Linked DNA regions of Homo sapiens: region 1 is linked to region 2. Evidence: chromatin loops called from intact Hi-C (ENCODE). Cell type or tissue: prostate gland. All regions are shown on one strand. Links, peaks and the distances in the headings refer to the core of each region. The heading gives the core; the rest is flanking DNA.

The links. A loop is a pair of places that touch in the nucleus more often than their neighbours do. Peaks named below come from ENCODE experiments on the same cell type or tissue, not always from the same donor. Only the 100,000 strongest peaks of a DNase experiment are listed, where the experiment ranks them.
Region 1: a loop joins it to region 2, with 7 times the contacts of the local background. A loop is called at or near these places in 36 of 110 quality-filtered maps.

What each region holds. Positions count from the first base shown.
Region 1 is chr9:109,571,875-109,576,797 of GRCh38, forward strand. No RefSeq gene overlaps it. Among named protein-coding and RNA genes, the nearest start is that of MIR3927, 63 kb to the left of the region's middle. In prostate gland, for the core only: a CTCF peak has its summit at 2,604; a DNase peak (open chromatin) is centred at 2,607.
Region 2 is chr9:110,215,348-110,220,270 of GRCh38, forward strand. No RefSeq gene overlaps it. Among named protein-coding and RNA genes, the nearest start is that of C9orf152, 9.6 kb to the left of the region's middle. In prostate gland, for the core only: a CTCF peak has its summit at 2,499 (motif pointing left); a DNase peak (open chromatin) is centred at 2,514; H3K27ac peaks cover 405 bases.

The DNA.
Region 1 (4,923 bases), core at 1,418-3,917, 640 kb before region 2:
AAACTGCATAATCATCTCAATAGATGCCGAAAAGGCTTTTGATAGAATTCAGCATCCCTTCATGTTAAAAACCCTCAACAAACTAGTCATTGAAGGGACATACCTCAAAATAGTGAGCCATCTATGAGAAACCCACAGCCAACATCATACTGAACAGGCAAAAGCTGGGAGCATTCCTCTTGAGAGCCAGAGAAAGACAAGGATGCCCATTCTAACCACTCCTATTTAATATGGTACTGAAAGTCCTAGCCAGAGCAATCAGATCTAAGAGACAGAAATAAAGGGCATCTTAGGCCAGGAACGGTGGCTCATGTCTGTAATCCCAGCACTTTGGAAGGCTGAGGTGCAAGGGTGGCTTGAGCCCTGGATGCAGAGGTTGCAGTGAGGTAAGATCATGCCACTGCACTCCAGCCTGGGTGACAGAGTCAGACCCTGTCCCAAAAACAGACAAACAAAAACAAAAAGAAGGCATCCAAATAGGAAGAGAGGAAGTAAAACTATCTTTGTTTGAAGACTATATGATTTTATACCTAGAAAACCCCATAGTCTCTTCTCAAAAGCTCCTAGAGCTGATAAACAACCTCAACAAAGTTTCAGGATACAAAATCAATGTATAAAAATCAGTAGCATTTCTATATGCCTACAATGTCCAAACTGAGAGCCAAATCAAGAATGCAATTCATGACTATTGCATTCACAATAGTCATACACAAAAACAAAGTACCTAGGAATATACCTAATGAGGGAGGTGAAAGGTCTCTACAATGAGAATTACAAAATGCTGCTGAAAGAAATCAGAGATGACACAAATAGAAAAACATTCCATGCTCATGGATAGGAAGAATCAATATTGTTAAAATAGCCATACTGCCCAAAGCAAGTTATAGATTCAATGCTATTCCTATTAAACTACCATTGAGATTCTTCCCAAAACTAGAAAAAACTATTTTGAAATTCATAGGGAACCAAAAAAGAGCCCAAATAGCCAAGGCAATAATAAGCAAAAAGAACAAAGCTGGAGGCATCACACTACCCAACTTTGAACTCTACTACAGGGTTACAGTAACCAAAACAGCATGGTATTGGTACAAAAACAGACACATAGACCAATGGAACAGAATACAGAACCCAGAAATAAGACTGTACACCTACAACTATCTGATATTCAACAAACTTGACAAAACAAGCAACAAGGAAAGGAATCCTTATTCATAAATGGTGCTGGGATAACTGGCCAACCATATGCAGAAGGTTGAAACTTGACCTCTTCCTTACAACATATACAAAAATTAATTCAAGATGGATTAAAGACAAATGTAAAACCCAAAACCATAAAAACCCTAGAAGAAAACCTAAGAAATATCATTTTGGACGTAGGCCCTGGCAAAGATTTCATGACGGAGATGCCAAAAGCAATCGCAACAAAACCAGAAATTGACAAATGGGATCTAACTGAACTAAAGAGCTCCTGCACCACAAACACAAACAAAAGTCTATCAACAGGGTAAACAGACAACCTACAGAATGGGAGAAAATATTTGCAAATTATGCATCCAACAAAGGTCTAATGTCCAAAATCTGTGAGGAACTTAAACAAATTAACAAGCAAAAGCAAACAACTCTATTAAAAAATGGGCAAAGGATGTGAACAGACACTTCTCAAAAGAAGACATACACATGGCCAACAAGCATATGATAAAATGCTCAACATCACTAACCATCAGAGAAATGCAAGTCAAAACCACCATGAGATACCATCTCACAGCAGTCAGAATGGCTATTTATTAAAAAGTCAAAAAGTAACAGATGCTGGAGAGGTTGTGGAGAAAAGGGAATGCTTACACACTGCTGGTGGGAGTGTAAATTAGTTCAGTCACTGTGGAAAGCAGTTTGGATATTTCTGAAAGTACTTAAAACAGAACTACTATTTGACCCAGCAATCTCATTACTGGGTATATACCCAAAGGAATAAAAATCATTCTATCATAAAGACACATACATGCGTATGTATGTGCATTGCAGCAATATTCACAATAGCAAAGACATGGAATCAACCTAAACGCCCATCAATGGTGAACTGAATAAAGAAAATGTTGTACATATACACCATGGAATATGATGCAGCCATAAAAGAGAATGAGATCATGTCCTTTGCAGCAACATGGATGGAGCTGGAGGCCATTACCCTAAGTGAATTAACACAGGAACAGAAAACCAAATGCCACATGTTCTCATTATAAATGGGAGCTAACCATTGAGTACACGTAGACACAAGGAAGGGAACAATAGACACTGGGACCTATTTGAGAATGGAAGGTGGGAGGGGGGTAAGGAATGAAAAACTGCCTATCAGATACCATGCTTATTAGCTGGGTGATGCAATAATCTGTACACCAAATCCCTGCAACACACAATTTGCCAATGTAACAAACCTGCACATGTACCCCCTGACCCTAAAATAACCTAAAATTAAAGAGAGAAAAATAAGTAAATAAGTTTCTAACAATCATTTATGTGATGCCCATACTGCTGAACTAAGGACCAAACTTTGAATTGCAAGGCTCAAAACCACCTACTCTCTTGAATAAAGGTAGTTACCTTGAGCTCTCACAAGGGGGTGCAATGGGCAAACAATTCTATTGCTATTCATAATGCATTGAATAAATTCATGGGATGTGCTTTTTTCCCCGCAGCTGCTTTGTTAATTATTATTTATTCCATGGAGGGGGCACAGTAGATGTCTCAGTGTGCTAAAAATAGATTTTCCTTTAAGCCATATTTTCTAAGAATTCATCAAGATTATGTTCACAGAAAAGAAAATTTGATACCTCTGTGATTAGAAGTGTCAAATAAAAATATTACTAAAGTTATTAGATATGAAAGATCAGAAATATGTGAAAATAATTATAGTAATAATAAAAGCATAATGATAAGAGCAGTCATTTATTCATACCTATTAAATGTGTGGTAGAGGACTAGCTGTTTTACTTAGATGGTTTCATTTAATCCTCACAACAACTTTATAAGATAGGTAATCTTGCCTTCATTTTACAGGTAAGAAAGCTGATGCTTAGAGAAGTTAAATAAAATGCTCAGGTTCTGGAGGTCATAGTGGAAGGGAAGAATTTAAAAATGCTCCATCTTTTCCCAAAGTCTACACTCTTTTGTGTTGCTTCCAGGGAATTTTCTGTTGGGATATAGAGGAGTGATACAGAATTATTGATTTGCCATACCATTAAAAAATTGAGATATGATTCACAAACAATAATGTGCAATTTCGACATTTTCAGAATAACTACGAGGCTGTGCAACCACCACCGCTATCTAATTGCGGAATATTTTATCATCCCTCTTTTTGAGCTGGGATATCCATCTTCTGGTCTTAGATGTTTGAGTTCCTGGTTCTCAGGCCTTCAGAATTAGGATAATTACACCACTGGCTTTCTCAGTTCTCCAGCTTGCAGACAGCATATTATGGGATTTCTCAGCCTCCATAATTGCATGAGCCAGTTCACATAATAAATTGCTCTATCTATCTATCTACCTATCTATCTCTATCAATCAATCAATCATCTGTCTTCTGTTAGTTCTGTTTCTCTAGATAGACCTGACTAATACAGTCCCCAGAAGAAATCCCATACTCATTAGCAGCAACTCTCCATTCTCCCTCCTGAAGCCTTTAACAATTATTGATCTACTTTCTATTTTTAAAGATTTCCGCATTCCAGACATTTCATATAAATGCAATAATACAATATGTGACCTTTTTGTGTTTGGCTTCTTTCACTGAGTTCAGTGTTTTCAAAGTTTATCCATGTTGTAGCATGTATCAGTGCTGCACCCCTTTTTGTGTCTGAATAATATTCCATTGTATAGATATACCACATTTTGTTTGTCTCTCCGTCAGTTGATGGACACTTGGGTTGTTTCCATTTTTAGCTGCTACGAATGTTCATATGCAAGTTATTGTAAGCATATGTTTTTAGTTCTCTTCAGTATATATTTAATAGTGGAATTGCTGGGTCCTATGTTTAGCTTTTTGAGGAACTGCCAGACTGTCTTCCACAAAGGCTGCACCATTCTACATTCCTACCAGTGATGTCTGAGGGTTCCAATTACTCCATATCCTTGCCAACACTTGTTATTGATTAACCATACTCTTTTTGTTTGTTTGAGACAGGGTCTTCCTCTGTCACCCAGACTGGTATTCAGTGGCATGATCATAGCTCACTGCAGCCTGAAACTCCTAGGCTCAAGTATCCTCCTGCCTCAGCTTCCCGAGTACCTGGGACTACAGGCGTGTGCCACTATGCCCAGTTAATTTTTTTATTTGTGTAGAGATGGGGTCTTGCTGTGTTGTCCAGGGTGGTCTCAAACTCTTGGGCTCAAGCAATCCTCCTGCCTCAACCTTCCAAAGGGCTGGGATTACAGATGTGAGCCACTGTGCCCAGCCTGTCATACCCCGTTGATAATAAATTAAAGAGAAAATCACCAAATTCTTAAAGTAAGATGCCCTTTAATTTTTTTTTTTTGAGACAGAGTTTTACTCTGCAGCCCAGGCTGGAGTGCAGTGGTGCAATCTCGGGTCACTGCAACCTTCATCTTCTGGGTTCAAGCGAGTCTCTGGCCTCAGCCTCCCTAGTAGCTGGGATTACAGGCATGCACAACCACGCCCAGCTATTTTTTTGTATTTTTAGTAGAGATAGGGTTTCACCATGTTGGCCAGGCTGATCTTGAACTCCTGACCTCAACTGATCCACCCTCCTCGGCCTCCCAAAGTGCTGAAATTAGAGGCATGAGCCACCATGCCCAGCCTAATTTTTTAAGAACAGTGAAGGGACTTCTGCTTGCTTCTCTGTCATTGACTGTGTGACCCTGTAGCATGATGTGGCCCTTTAGATTTTCAACTGTGTATTTGGGATA
Region 2 (4,923 bases), core at 1,294-3,793:
TGAGCTTTTTATTTATGTGGGGTAAAACTCACACTATAGAAAACTCACCATTTTAACCATTTAACATAAACAGTTCAGCAGCATTTAGTACATTCACAATGTTGTACAATCACCACCTCTATCTACTTCTAAAACATTTTCATCACCCCAAAGAGAAACCTCATATCCATTAAGAAGTCATTCTCAGCGGTGGCTCATGCCTGTAATCCCAGCATTTTGGGAGGCTGAGGCAGGTGGACCACCTGAGGTCAGGAGTTCGAGACCAGCCTGAGTAACATGGAGACACCCCGTCTCTACTGAAAACACAAAAATTAGCAGAGTATGGTGGTGCACGCCTGTAATACCAGCTACTGGGATTACTGAGGCACAAGAATCTCTTGAACCTGGGAGGCGGAGGTTGCAGTGAGCCGAGATGGAGACACTGCACTCCAGACTGGGTGAAAGAGTGAGACTCAAAAAAAAAGAAGTCATTCTCCCTTCCCTCTGTTCCCAGCCACTGGCAATCACTCTGCTTTCTTCCTTTAAACATTTGACTACTCTGGATATTTCAAATAAGTGGAATCATACAGTGTGTGACTTTTTGTTCTGTTTTCTTTCACTCATCATGTTTTCAAGGTTCATTCTATGTTGTAGCATATATCAACACTTCACTCTTTCTTATGATTGAACAATACTCCATTGTGTGGATATATCTTTTATTGTTTATCTATTCATTCACTGATAGACATTTGAGTTGTTTCCACCTTTTGGCTATTGTGAATTGTGCTGATATGAATACTCATGCTAAGTTTTTGTTTAAATACCTATTTTCTATTCTTTGGAGTATATACTCAGGAATGGAATTACTGGGTCATATGATTGTTGTATGTTATTTTTATTGCAAAACTTACTTGGCTGAAATTGTGTTGCATTTTGATGATACTGAAAGATTTTTGCATTGTATGTTTTGGCTTTTCTGTTGATATTCCAAGAGCTCTGCCCTATAGCAGGCTGGCTTTTGTGTGTTAGTTGGTTAGTGTGTTTGGTCTTTTAGAAAGGGGATTACAGTTTATAATTTTTCATCATGTGCTGGCAAAATAACTCCCTGGCTAGAAACAAGATTTGGACAGGAAACAACAGCTTCTGACCTATTTGTAATTCTTTTCCCATCCCTATTATTTCAAATGGATTGAAAGTCAATTAGAAAAAATGCACAGAAGTTCTCCCAGATTTATTTTTCTGTGTCCTATCAGAATCATTACCAATGAAGCTGTTGCTTTTTGTAATAATTGTATAAAATCATTAAGTGAAATTTAGAGGCAGCATAGCAATTATGTATTTGGAGTTCGCAGCCAGAATACCTGAGTTTGAATTCCAGCTGTTCAATTTACTACTTGTGATATATTGGGCAAGTTCCTTACTATCTCTGTGCCTCAGTTTCCTCATCCGTAAAATGGACCTAATAATAGAAACTTTGTAAGGATGCAGTCTTTAGAACAGTGTCTGGCATGAGGTCAGCGTTTGTTGAATATAAATCCACAAATTCCTCCGGATAATTACAATACCCATTACCAAGATAATAAATTAGCTCTTAATCTATAAGGAGGTCCTTATTTATTTTAGTTTGACAATGCCTGTCAATTTTCTACAAAAGAACAGAGATTTCCCCAATAGATATCCTATAAAAGATATTGAAGGAACACTATGGGACAATCAAATTTAATAATTCATCTAAAATACCTAAGAACAGATATTACAAAATTTAAAAACAGTTTTACCAATGACAAAACACAATGTACTATAACAGCCACCTGGGCGTGGTGGCTCATGCCTATAATCCCAGCACTTTGAGAGACCGAGGTAGGTGGATCACTTGAGCCCAGGAGTTTAAGAGCAACCTATGCAACATGGCAAAACCCCTCTCTACAAAAAATACAAAAATTAGTCGGACATGGTGGTGTGCACCTATAGTCTCAGCTGCTTGGGAGGATCGCTTGAGCTCAGGAGGCTGAGGCTGCAGTGAGCCATGACTGTGCCACTGCCCTTCAGCCTGGGAGACAGAGTTAGACCCTGTCCCAGAAACTAAAAAATAAACAAATAAAAAAAAACAGCCCCCATCTTTTGGTTTTGAAGTCAGGATTCTTTTATTCATTCAACAAGTACTTATTCAGCCACTACAATATTCCAGACACAGTACTAAGTATAGAATAGTGAATAAAACAGACACTATCCTCATGGAACTTCCAGTCCAGTGGTGGGGACAGAAGTGAAGAGCAAGTTAACTGATAATTGCATGGCTACAATTTATGGTAAGAAGTAGGTAAAGAGAATACAGTAAATAACTTAAATACTATAATGCATATAAAGTGCTTAGAGGAGTGCCTGGATCTTAGAAAGTGTGCGACAATTGTTACCTATGACTATGATTTCAATAATCATTATCATTTATCCAGTTTATTAACCTTTAGAACATAAAATCCATCTTAAATGTAAGTTTCCTGCCCTCTAGTGGGGACTTTGAGTCATAGCCAGACAAAAAAAGGGTTTTTGACATTTCAGCTGCTTTTTTGTTGTCCTTGTTTGAGACGGACAGAGTTTCGTTCTGTTGCCCTGGCTGGAGCGCAGTGGTGCGACCTTGGCTCACTGCAGCCTCCACCTCCCGGGTTCAAGCGATTATTGTGTCTCAGCCTCCCGAGTAGCTGGGATTACAGGTGTGTGTCACCACGCCGGGCCAATTTTTGTATTTCTAGTAGAGACCAGGTTTCACCATGTTGGCCAGGCTCGTCTCGAACTCCTGGCCTCAAATGATCCGCCCACCTTGGCCTTCCAAAGTGCTGGGATTACAGGCATGAGCCACCACAACTGGTCTTTTTTTTTTCTTTTTAATTTAAATTAAATTTAATTTAATTTTTTTGAGACGGAGTCTCGCTCTGTCACCCAGGCTAGAGTGTAGTGGCAAGATCTCGGCTCACTGCAACCTCCACTTCCTGGGTTCAAGTGATTCTTCTGCCTCAGCCTCCTGAGTAGCTGGGACTACAGGCGCCCACCACTGCACCCTGCTAATTTATGTATTTTTAGTAGAGACGGGGTTTCACCATGTTGACCAGACTGGTCTTGAACTCCTGACCTCGTGATCCACCTGCCTTGGCCTCCCAAAGTGCTGGGATTACAGGCGTGAGCCAACATGCCAGGCCTAATTTTATTTTTTAATAGAGATGAGGCTTCTCTATTCCCCAATAGATATCATATAAAAGATATTGAAGGAATGCTATGGAACAACCAAACTTAATATTTCATCTAAAATACCTAAGAAAAGATATTACAAAATTTAAAAACAGTTTTACCAATGATAAAACACAATGTACTATAACAGCCACCTGGGCATGGTGGCTCATGCCTATAATCCCAGCACTTTGAGAGACCTAGGTAGGTGGATCACTTGAGCTGTTTCCCATGCTGGTCTCAAATTCCTGGCCCTAAGCAATCCTCTGGCCTCAGCCTCCAAAAGTGCTGGGACTACAGATGTGAGCCACTGCGCCTGGCCCAGCTGCTATTTAGTGAGCTCCTAAGGGCTGGAACACGCAGAACAGAACCACAGGCCAGACCAGACATTTGCCTGCCATCGACTCCCCTTCTGGGAAGCACAAAGGCTCCCCATGCAAGCTCGGTGCCATGTGACCTCACCACTCTCCCTGAGCAGCCATCTAGGGTCAGCCAGAAGCCTGTGAAGTGGCCTGGGGTGGAAGCTGTAGTAAGCAGGGCTCCTATACAGGAGGGTAGCAGGTCCAGCTAATTGGACTTCCAAAATAAAACAGGGAAGAGACCCTTCATCCACAGTCAAAGAAAAGACATGGAAAGTATATGAACCATGATTATGATAGAACACCAGAATGAATGATGCCTGATGTGGGGGTGGCCAGGACTGCCTCCCATCCCAAAGACAGTACAGTAGCCCCAAGGAATTCCAGCTAGGGCTCATGACTGTTACCTTCCCTGAGCATCTTCACCATAAACCCAAATTAACCCAGGTGGCTCTGACATCAAAGAGTCTAACCAACAAACATGCTTTAAATACGCCATCCCATTTCATCCTCACAAGCTTCCTAAAAAACAGGTATTATCATCCCCATCTTACAGATGAAGTACTCCAGGCTCAGAAAGCTTCAGTGAGCCACCTCAGGTCCTGCAGCTAAAAACTGGCAGCACAGGTTTTATACCTACTTTGTTCTGTTCTCAAAGCTCATGTTTATTCCACTACCCCATACCTCATATCCCATGGTATTGAAGCCTGAGTTTATTGGAGTCATGAGATGTTCTCCCCACATTTTATTATAACAAAACCCTCTTTAAAAAAATTACTAGGTTAAACAACTTTAGTCAAGTTGTCAGATAATGTTTTGTACAAGCTTTAAAATAAGTGAACACCTAGGTACAACTTGATCTTTTGCTGCATAATCTTCGAGTATTCCTTTAATCAACTCACCCTGAATCTAATCATTGAAAAGTCTTTCCCAGCAGTTTGGCCCCACACTCTTGGGGACTGTTCTCTGTTTAAGCTGTGGTCGGATGACTGCTGTCCAAAGTCGCTTAAATTAAATTCGGGTGCTCTCAACCCAGACCGCACGTTAAGAATCACTTGGATAACTTAAAAAAATTACTTACACTGGGGCTTCATCCCACACCAATTGAATCCAAATCACAGGAGCAGGTGGAGCCCAGGCATCAGTACTTTTAAAACTTGCCAGAGGTGCAGGGTACAGTGGTTCATGCCTGTAATCCCAGGACTTTGAGAGGCTGAGGCAGGAGGATCACTTGAACTCAGGAGTTTGAGACCAACCTGGGCAACATGGTGAATGAAACCCTGCTTCTATAAAAACCACAAAAAATTAGCTGGGTGTGGTGGCGCACATCTGAGATCCCAGACACTTGAGAGGCTGAGGTGGG